Regions from separate parts of the Homo sapiens genome. Here regions 1 and 2 are each linked to region 3. Evidence: chromatin contacts called from ENCODE Hi-C or POLR2A ChIA-PET data. All regions are on one chromosome and are shown on one strand. The core of a region is the stretch at or near the end of the contact, and the rest is flanking DNA. Distances in the headings are between cores, read along the strand shown. Region 1 holds the start of LINC01855 (long intergenic non-protein coding RNA 1855). Region 2 overlaps LINC00905 (long intergenic non-protein coding RNA 905). Region 3 overlaps AP1M1 (adaptor related protein complex 1 subunit mu 1).

Region 1 (3,297 bases), core at 179-2,678, 180 kb after region 3:
CCTGGTCCCCTAAAAATGGGAAAGTACTTGTTAAGTAAAATGAGCAATTCCCCGTTTCCCCCCTCCCCCACCGCCCACACACACACTTTTCTCTGCCTAGGAAATGTAGGAAACGTCTATTTATCTTTCAAGGCCCAGATCCAATGGCCCCTCCTTCAGGAAGCCGTCCTGGATTCCTAGACAGACTTTTGGACTTCCTGCCTAGCATCAAGCTTTCTCCTCCCCTCTAGGTCCTGCCTCTCTAGTATCAGGGATTAGGCCTCCACCCTATTTCCGGCCACCACCCCCAGGGAGCCTTCCTGGATTTCTCCCACCTCTTTCTGCCATGCCCCTGTCTCTCTTCTGGTGACTGTCGCTGTGTCTCTCTCCATCTCTCCATCTCTTCTGCCCCCCTGTGGCTTCTACTGCTTGTGGCTCATGACAGGGAGAAGGCCACTCAATCAACTGATCTGGGCCATCTCTGAAACTCTTGGAGCCCAGGGCAGGCTCCTGCTGTCCTCTCTAGATCTCAGGTCTTCCTTTCCTCCCTCTTGTGCTGGGAATCAAGGTGTGGCTCCCCAGTTCCCAAAGAACAGGAGACGGCCTTAGTGCCTTAGCTCCCCGCTTAAGACTCTGCCCCCAACTCTCTCCACACTGGACCCCTGTACTCCAGTTTTCCCACCCCCAGGCCTTTGTGCCGTCCATCTCCTTGACCCTACTATGCCTCCGTTCTCCCCTCCAGCAATCAAGGGCAGGATTTGCTGACTCCAGAAAGCTTTTTCCTTCCTTAGATAGTAGAGCTAAAAGAATAAAACAAAAAGAATTTTTTTTTTTAAAGAGAAAGTTTAATTTATTGGCTCATTCATTCAGGCACTGAATTCCTGTCACATGCTGTGTCCTAGCAGCGCACACTCAGCATGTGGGAGCTGTTACTATTATTGTTATTATTCAAGCATCATTTATGAGATGTGAACTCTTTGGGGCAGGCCATGGGGCTGGGTCTTGTCTGTGGTCTTCTGAGTACCTGGCCCCTAGAAGATAGGAAAGTGTTTGTTAAAATGAAACACACACACACACACACACACACACACACACACACTTCGCTGCCTAGGAAACTTCTATTCATCCTTCAAGGCCCAGATGCAATGGCTCCTCCTCTAGGAAGCCTTCCTGGATTCCTAGACAGACTCCTGGACTCCCACCCAGCATCAAGACTCCTGTGTGGGATGAAGTGGAGGTAGGGAGGCCTCCTTGTTTTCTGCCCAAGGCTGTAGAGGAAACAGGATCGTGGAAGAGATGGGTAGTGGTCAGTGCCACTGGGGACTGTAGGTTCGGGCCAAGAGTGTCCAGCTTCCCTCTGCCCCCTCCCAGCTGCCTCACTGTTCATTAAGCCAGCTTCCTTCTCTTTGTCATGGTGAAAACTTCACCCCTGTTGGTGCAGGGGCTGAAAAGGTAGCAAATAGAACATTCTAGAACTTCTTTCATGCGCTAAAGACATTGACTTCTCCCTGTGTTCCGGAGTTAAGGGGGCCAAGCCCAGACCCCTCCCCAACTCCGTTCTTCATCCTCCTCCCTTATCCCACCCCTCCCCCATGCTACACAGACAGTTTCGTCCTGTGACAAAAGCAGACCAGAATAATTGCATCTCGAGGGACGTCAGTCATGATGAAAGGACCCTGGGTGGATAATGAAGAAATGCTGTTCATGGACTAAGCCTAGCAGATGACTCACAGATCCCACTTTGAGCCATAAGCTGGAGGGGGGGGCACTGTTTTTATTCCCCTCTTTTTTTTTGAGACAGAGTCTTGCTCTGTCACCCAAGCTGGAGTGCAGTGGCATGATCTTGGCTCACTGCAACCTCTGCCTCCCAAGTTCAAGTGATTCTCCTGTCTCAGCCTCCCGAGTAGCTGGGACTACAGGTGCCTGCCACCACCCCTGGCTAAATTTTTGTATTTTTAGCAGAGACGGGGTTTTGCTATGTTGGTCAGGCTGGACTCCAACTCCTGACCTCATGTGATCCACCCACCTTTGCCTCCTAAAGTGCTGGGTTTACAGGCATGAGCCACTGTGCCTGGCCTTTTATTCCCATTTTTACAGAGGAGGAAATTGAGGCTGGCCCTCTATGTCAGAGGCCATCCAGCCAGGTGAGGCAGCTGCAACGTAGGCCCCTTTGCCTTTACAATGAACTCCAGGAATGAGCTGCGGTTATAAGCCCCTCCCTGTGTTACAAATAGGGAAACTGAGGCCCAGAGTGACTCACCCACAGTCACCCAGCTTGTGAGTGGCCCAGCTGACTCTAGGACCGAGCTGGCAAGAAGTCCTAAGACTCCCTCACCCACCCCGCTCTGCCACAACCAGGCCTCCATGCCCACCATTTCTCATTCTCTTCACTATCTCAGGCTGAGTCATCAGAGGTCAGTCCTGATGTCCTCTCCACCCCTGCTGTCCCCCGCTGTGTCCCCAGAGACCCTGGGACCAGCCTCGCCGCAGGTGGTGTGGCTAATTCCAGGCCTGACACCACCGACCTCGGAAAGAGATTCCTCCCGCAGGAGATATCTGCGTGCTTCATGGCCTTGTAGGGAAGACCCTTGTCCCTGGTACGGTTTCTTGCAAAGGGAGCTCCCAGAGGTGGAGTCTGATGCGGAGGAGGGGAGACACAGGCTAGGAATGGCGCTAGGACTAGCTGCATGACCCCATCAGCATCTTTAGTGTGTCGTCTGCAGCCTTGGTAATGGACTTACATCCCCTCTGGGCATGAGCTCCAGGGAACACCCCAGGAGCCCTGGTCAGGGCCGGGAGGGTCATTTGGGGTTCCCGGACGCTGGGGGCCCTGCCCCAGCTGTTCAGGCTGTGTATTCTGGAGCATGAGGCAGGTGGAGGCTGCCATTTATAGCTCAGGAGTGAGCTTCCCTCCTGCACTACAACCTCTCCAACTGGGGGCTTCTAAGGACAGGATGGGGGAAAGAGAACAGCCCATCAGCATCCCAGCCACCTCCCAGTCATGAGACCCAGAGTCATTTATCAAGCATCTACTACCATGTGCGTGTTTTTGGAACACTGTGGTGGACATGACTCATCCCAGTGGGGCAAGACAACCAATAACTGCAATTATGGAATGAATTACAATAGGGCAAATGACTGTCTTTTGATACAAAAGTTCAAGGAGGTCAGGCAAAATGGCTCACGCCTGTAATCCCAGCACTTTGGGAGGCTGAGGTGGAAGGATCACTTGAGGTCAGGAGTTTGAGGCCAGCCTGGGCAGCATAGCAAGACCCCATCTCTACAAAAGATACAAAAACTAGCTGGGCATGGTGGTCT
Region 2 (3,263 bases), core at 219-2,718, 210 kb after region 3:
ATCCATCCATCCACTCATTCATCCTTCCATCCCTTCATCCATCCACCCATCCAACCATTCATCCCGGCCTCTCTCCTTCCCTCCCTCCCTTCCTTCATTGAACACACAGGCCAGTGATGTCTGTGTCTGGCTCTGTGCTCCAACCCCCAGAGAGGAGCCTCTCAAGAGTAGGGTTTTGGGTTGAGCTTTCTCTACTGCCCCGACACGGCTCAGCACAGGGCTGTTGTTGAATGTGCCTGATTTTGCAGGATGACTTTGTGAGCCAGTATTCATATTTTTGCAATGAGGTCATATGTATTTTGAGTGGCATGGGAAGGCCCTACAAGGACAAGCCTATCATGCTTATGCACCTGTGTTCATTCATTCATTCATTCATTCATTCATTCATTCATTCATTCATTCGTTATTGAGCCCTTAGGATGTTCCAGGTGAAGACAAACAGTATCTTGTCCCTTGGGACCAGGGAAGGTTTTCCTGAAGTGGTAACACTGAGCTAAAATATGAAGGATGAATGGGAGGTGAATTGGCTGATGTGGGAAGGGAAGGGTGATGGAGGCCAAAGGGAACAGCATAGGTGAAGGCAGAGGGCTGTATGGCACATCCCTGGGTACCTGCACTCGTGGAGGACTTGTTTAATATCAAACATTAAAAGGCACTCACATTGAATGTATTTCTTCCTGTTAAAACAAGAAGAAGCTGGGTGCGGTGGCTAACACTTATAATCCCAGCACTTTGGGAGGCCGAGGCAGGAGGATCACTTGAGCCCAGGAGTTTGAGACCAGCCCTGGCAACATAGTGAGACCCTGACTCTAAAAAAATAAAAAAAATTAGTCGGGCGTGGTGGTGTGCATCCTCGCAGCTACTTGGGAGGCTGAAGTGGGAAGACGGTTTGAGTCCAGGAATTTGAGGCTGCAGTGAGCTGTGATTGCGCCACTGCACTCCAGCCTGGGCAACAGAGCAAGACCCTGATACACACACACACAAAGTTAAAAAAGTAGAAAGGATCGTTATCTTTTTGCTTTTGAAGTTATTGGGGTCCCATTAAACTCATATGCTTCTTGGGCATGTACAGGCATTCTTGCCAACAGAGAACATCTAACCCACAAAAACTTTCCAACGTGATGACACCGTGGGGGGGATTCTGGAGCCAACAGTGAATCCAGGTGGCACTATGTCTAGCTAAGTAGACATTTCCTTCAAGCGTTCATTGATTTTGATTTTGCAGCCTTGCTTTTACGTTGTCAAATATCAAAGTGTGTGGTTTTACAGTTTTTTTTTCCTTCCAGGTCTTTAACGTTTTCGGGGACCTCTGGAAAACCTACAGGCGCGGCCCTGGGAAGCTCTGGGTCCCTAGGAGGGGAGGTGACTCCGCGGCGTCCCGGGAATGATCCTCGCGGAGCTCGCGAGGTACTAGCGCCCCCCAGCGTCTGGATTGAGAAACGCACCCTGCGAGGGTGGAGAACCAGCCCAGCCCCAAAGTGAGGTGGCAGAAAAACGAACTCACGGCCAAGGACTGGCTGAGGTTAGCCAGAATTGTGTAAATGTGTTTTGTCTTGCTGGGCTGCCCCCTCTCCTGGTCCTTTGGCTAGGGAGAACAGGATTTTGTTTGGGATTTTTCTTTTGCTTTTTTCGACTGTGCCTGTTGGCGTTCGCGGGTTGCCAGCTTCTTCAGGTCCAAGCCTGGGCTGTATGTGGCGAAAAACAAAACAAAACACCAAAGAATTGACTTTCGTGTCATTCCTTGGGTCCTGAAATTCCCACTGTGTCTGCCTTCCCTCCATCATTCAGAGTCTTACATTTTTCTAGTTTGATCCAATTTCCCAATCACTTTTTATTTTGACAAAGTTGTAAATATGATGCATAGAACATGTTTTGACATAGGCGTACAGCGTAAAATATCTAAATCAAGCTAATTTAACATTTCCTTGACATACCCGTGACCATACCTCCATGCTTATCTCTTTTTCTGTGGTAAGAACACTTAAAATTTGCTCAGCAATTCAGTTTTTTTATATTGAAAAAAAAAAAAAAAAAAAAAGAGATGAGGTCTCACTATGTCGCCCAGGCTGGTCTCAAACACCTGGCCTCAAGTGATCCCCCTCAGTCTCCCAGCGTGCTAGGATTACAGGTGTGAGCCACTGCGCCCAGACTACTCAGCATTTTTCAAGAATAAAATACATTGACTAGAGTCACCATGTTGAACAATTCCTCTTGTGCCCTTTGGCCAATATCTGTTCAGTCCCTCCTCCCTCCCTCAGTCCCTGGAGCCACCATTCTACTTGGGAGTTCAGCTTTTTAGATTCCACAAGTGAGACAGGAAGTATTTGTTTTTCTGTGCCTGGCTTATTTCACTGAACGTCTTCCGGGTTCATCCACGTAAACACAAGCTTTGTTTTTAAAGGCTGAATCTTATTCAGAGTCTTATGTTTTTATGTATGATGTCTGGCCCAGGGTTTTAGTTGTGCTTCGTGGGAGGAATGGGAAAAATTATGTATACCTTGTCCATTTGAATTTGAGAAATGTGCATGATTACACGATCACGTTTTGATCATATGCATGGAATCACAACATATGTATTTTGGTCAACAGCTTCTTATTTCCTTTGTTCTGCCTTCCTCCCTCCCCTCCTCCACGTCCAGTTCTCTCCATCTTTCAAATTCAGGCTCACTCCTTCTCCCATGGATTACTCCAATTGTTCCCCCTTTTTATCGCTATTGGTCATGTCTGGACTTGGAATAAACCCTTTCTGTCCACATGGGCCCTGTCTGCCTGCTGACCTTCCTCTCACTCCTGGCCTCAACATCATCATTCATTCATCAAACACTAAGTGTCTCATTTTGGGGGCACCCCTGAACCTGTGATCCCTCGGAGTTGACCGGGCAAGAAGATCTCCTTACGAAGCAGAGACAGCAAGTGGCGGGGGTGGGGGTGGGGGGGCCCAGTTGGCACAGGATTAAAATACAAGGGCACCCAACCTCACCAGTCATGAGGAACAAGAAGCCACCATGAGGCATTTCAAACCCAACACCCAACATAAATGAAAAGTCTGGCAACACCAGCAGTTTTGGAGGCAGGTAGAAACCCTCAATGGTGGGAGAGCACATTGGTGAAATCACTGTGAAGAATGTGGAAATACCTGGAAATGTTGAAAACGTCCAGATTCTGAAGCTTAGCCTCTCCCCACTTGGCTTTATACCCTAGTGAGCTCCATGGAACTTAAGAAAATGGCTTTGGTCTGGGGCCAAACCCATTTTCTTAGATGG
Region 3 (3,650 bases), core at 403-2,902:
GAATTGTTCACTTTCAAATGGTTAACTGTAGCCGGGCACGGTGGCTCACACCTGTAAGCCCAGCACTTTGGGAGGCCGAGGCGGGAGGATCGCTTGAACCCAAGAGTTCAAGACCAGCCCTGGCAACCTAGTGACACCCTGTCTCTACCCAAAACTACAAAAATTAGCCAGGCATGGTGGCATGCGCCTGTTGTCCCAGCTACTCAGAGGTGGGAGGATCGCTTGAGCCCAGGAGGCCGAGGCTGCAGTGAGCTGTGATCGCACCACTGCACTCCAGCCTGGGTGACACAGTGAGACCCTGTCTCAAATAAAAAATAAAATAAAATAAAATGGTTAACCATGTGTTATGTGAATTTCACCTCAATTTCAATAAACAACAGCGCACTGGCCATATCAGGGTCTTTGTGTCATGTAAAAGAACCTCAGTGCTTAGAAAGAGCATCTGAGCAGTTCTTAATTGGTTGACAAGTGATCTTTTTCTTCTTTTAGAGACTCTTCTAACAAAATGGCATGAAGAGGCCCCCAGTGGACAGAGAAACAGGCCCAGAGAGGGCAAGGAGCCTGTTCAAGGTCACACAGCACGGGGAGCCAGGTTTGTGGGGCACAGCTTTGAACACGGGGCTTCCCTACCCACTCCAGGGGCAGGCCACTGGGCGTTTCCTCTTGTGGGGGGTAGTCTGAGTTTGTAGCCCCTGGATGAAGCTGGGTGGGCTCAGACTCAGTTCTCCATCTATTGAATAGGGAACTGGTGGGAAGTGGGTGAGGGGCACCCGCCTGCTGTCGTCCACACTGAGTCCCCAAGCCCCAGCACAGATGGCAGCTGGGGAGGATTCGTTGGGCAGCAATGGTGTGGCAGGACCTGCCGGGTTCTGGTGTACAGAGTCCAGCTCCAGCCTGTCTCTGAGCCTCAGTTTCCCCATGTGTGCAATGGGAGCTGCTGAACCCAGGCAGGGATTGGGCTGCCTGTGTGAGCTGAGGCTCCTCATGGACAGCAGGGTCAGTCTGAGCCTGGCTGCCCTGACTTGGTCCTCCCAGCCAGGCCAGGGACCCCAGCGTCCCCACCCACCCTCCATCTGTAGCTTCCCTGTCAATGTCCTGTGAGGAGGGGGAAGGAGTGTTTGACATTTCTGTGGCTTTTTTTTTTTGAGATAGAGTCTCACTCTGTTGCCCAGGCTGGAGTGCAGTGGCATGGTCTCGGCTCACTGTAACCTCTGCCTCCTGGGTTCAAGCGATTCTCCTGTCTCAGCTTCCTGAGTAGCTGGGATTACAGGCACCCACCACCATGCCCAGCTTTTTTTTTTTTTTTTTTTTTGACATTTTTAGTAAAGACAGGGTTTCACCATGTTGGCCAGGCTGGTCTTGAACTCCTGACCTCAAGTGATAAAGTGCTGGGATTACAGGCATGAGCCACCGCGCCCGTCCCCTGTGGCCTTTCTGAGCCTCAGTTTCCTCATCTTCACCATCAGGCTGCAGGGAGGACCCTCAGGAAGGATAGCAGTGGTGTTGGGGTCGCTGTGTTCAGAGAGGGCTGGAGTCTCCCTCTTCCCAGGCCTGTCCCGCACACCTCTCTCTGTGGCCTGGCCGGGTGGGTCTCCAAGCCGTGGTTTCTGACCCGTGGATGCCCCCTGGTGGTCACGGCTGGCAGAGCCTTGCATCCCCAGATCCCAGTCCCAGAGCAGTACTGCTCTGGACCCTAGAGACACAGCAGTGACAAATCAGATGGGGCGGGGGTGTCCTTGTGGAACTTCTAGGCAGACCAGGGGTGTGCCAGCAAAAGTGGAACAAATCACAGCTGCATGTTTCGACAAGCTGGAGTGGCTGGAGGGGAGGGGACACTTGAGTTGAGCAATGAATTTCAAGGAGGCAGCGGAGGCAAGGGTGCACCAGACAGAAGGCACTGGCAACTGCAAAGGTTCTGAGGTGAGAACAAGCTTGGGGCAAAGAGGCGCGAGTGGCAGGTGAAGAGGGAGGAAAGGCGAGAGTGGAAGCCAGAGGAGGACCAGCTGGACCCGGAGGACAAGGGAGCGGGGACTTTACTCTGAGGGCACTGGAGAGCCATGGGAGGATTTTGAGCAGGGGAGGGGAATGACCTGAATTACAATCTTTATTAAAAGATGGTCTTAGGCCATCACAGACATGCTGATGATGGCTCTATCTTTTATTATTTGGCCATAAATAATACATCATTTTGTTTCATGTAATTTTAAACTTTGCACACATAATGGGGACAACGTCCTTCAGCAAGTCACTCTTTTCCTTAGCATCATTTATTATTATTATTATTTTATCGTGTCTTGGCCTTTTGGCTAAGATCAAGTGTAGTTTTTTTTTTTTGAGACAGAGTCACTCTGTTGCCCAGGCTGGAGTGCAGTGGCGTGATCTCGGCTCACTGCAACCTCCGCCTCCCAGGTTCAAGCGATTCTCCTGCCTTAGCCTCCCGAGTAGCTGGGATTACACGTGCCTGCCACCATGCCCAACTAATTTTTTGTATTTTTAGTAGAGACGGGGTTTCATCATGTTGGCCACGCTGGTCTCAAACTCCTGACCTCAGGTGATCCAGCTGCCTCAGCCTCCCAAAGTGTTGGGATTACCGGCGTGAGCCACCTACACCCAGCCCCTAGCATTGTTCATACTGTTCTAGCTATTGTTTTTTTTTTTTGATAGGGTTTTATTCTAAATATTCTTTTATTTGGGGGTCCACTAGCCTGTATCGTGTTTTGTGAATTAGAAAAAGAAACCCCTTTCTCGCTATGTGGCTGGAACTCTAGGCCAGGGATCACAGCTTGGTGAGCAGAAGCTCTCTACCCTTGGGAAGTGAATACCTCACACAACCCTAGACATGTGTCCTGTTCTAATCGTTTTAATGTCTTTAAATCTATAGTAATGTCTCCCCCAACCCAATTCCAGTAACAGCTATGTGTGCTTTCTTTTCATGTTGATCAATTTCCCTAGCGGTTTTTCAATTTCATTCATTTTTTTTTAAATAAACTCACTTTGTTGATTTTCTTTATTGAGTGTTTCTTTTCCATTTTCTTTGTATCTACTCCCTATTATTTCCTTCTTTCTGTGCTCTTACATTTATTTTGTTGTTCTTTTTCTAACTTCTTGAGATGGAGGCTTAGATCATTATTTTAGCCTTTATATATGTATATATGTGTACACATTTAATATCTACTCATATATATTTCTTTCTTTTTGAGATGGAGTTTTGCTCTTGTTGCCCAGGCTAGAGTGAAATGGTGAGATCTTGGTTCACTGAAACCTCCGCCTCCCAGGTTCGAGTGATTCTCCTGCCTCAGCCTCCCGAGTAGCTGGGATTACAGGCACATGCCGCTGTGCCCGGCTAATTTTTGTATTTTTAGTAGAGATGGGGTTTCACGATGCTGACTTCAGGTGATCCACCTGGGCTGGCCTCCCAAAGCGCTGGGATTACAGGCTTGAGCCACCTCGCCCAGCCTAGAATTGTAACTCTCAAACATTCAAAGGAAAACAATGACTTTATTTTTATTTTTTAAATTATTTATTTATTTTAGCCCCCTGCCTTTTTAAATATAAGCTCTCATCATTCAAGCAATGACTTTTTTTAAAAGCCACAAACAATCTGTAATAAATCCAGAGAGGACATAAAAGAGAACATAGAAAGGACAAAA

What was found. Hi-C counts contacts between places; a loop is a spot of excess contacts on that map. ChIA-PET counts read pairs that join two places held with the same protein, here RNA polymerase II (POLR2A). Pooled maps may share reads with other maps.
Region 1: a loop to region 3 is called in a pooled map, with 2.9 times the contacts of the local background. The contact joins the promoter of LINC01855 here to the enhancer-like site in region 3. A Hi-C loop is called at or near these places in 2 of 50 pooled maps. POLR2A ChIA-PET finds 5 or more read pairs at or near these places in 4 of 52 experiments (GM12878, HEK293T, WTC11 and 1 more).
Region 2: a loop to region 3 is called in a map of HCT116, with 6 times the contacts of the local background. The contact joins two enhancer-like sites. A Hi-C loop is called at or near these places in 1 of 168 maps with a recorded cell type or tissue (HCT116), 4 of 37 single-sample maps with no recorded cell type and 14 of 50 pooled maps. POLR2A ChIA-PET finds 5 or more read pairs at or near these places in 3 of 52 experiments (T-cell and WTC11).

Annotation. Positions count from the first base shown.
Region 1 is chr19:16,063,818-16,067,114 of GRCh38, reverse strand. LINC01855 (long intergenic non-protein coding RNA 1855) reads right to left here and starts at 1,428. Exons shown (of 3, transcript NR_146442.1): 1 at 1,360-1,428; 2 at 1,079-1,247; 3 at 803-1,010. RefSeq lists an enhancer at 1-276.
Region 2 is chr19:16,039,861-16,043,123 of GRCh38, reverse strand. LINC00905 (long intergenic non-protein coding RNA 905) reads right to left here. Exons shown (of 5, transcript NR_024335.2): 5 at 989-1,685. Among named protein-coding and RNA genes, the nearest start is that of LINC00905, 7.8 kb to the right of the region's middle. Within about 2 kb of position 1,468, at least 5 of the 41 ENCODE cell types and tissues checked have a DNase peak (open chromatin) inside an H3K27ac peak, as active enhancers do.
Region 3 is chr19:16,245,758-16,249,407 of GRCh38, reverse strand. AP1M1 (adaptor related protein complex 1 subunit mu 1) reads right to left here. Exons shown (of 12, transcript NM_032493.4): 12 at 3,502-3,650. Among named protein-coding and RNA genes, the nearest start is that of AP1M1, 50 kb to the right of the region's middle. Within about 2 kb of position 1,652, at least 2 of the 41 ENCODE cell types and tissues checked have a DNase peak (open chromatin) inside an H3K27ac peak, as active enhancers do.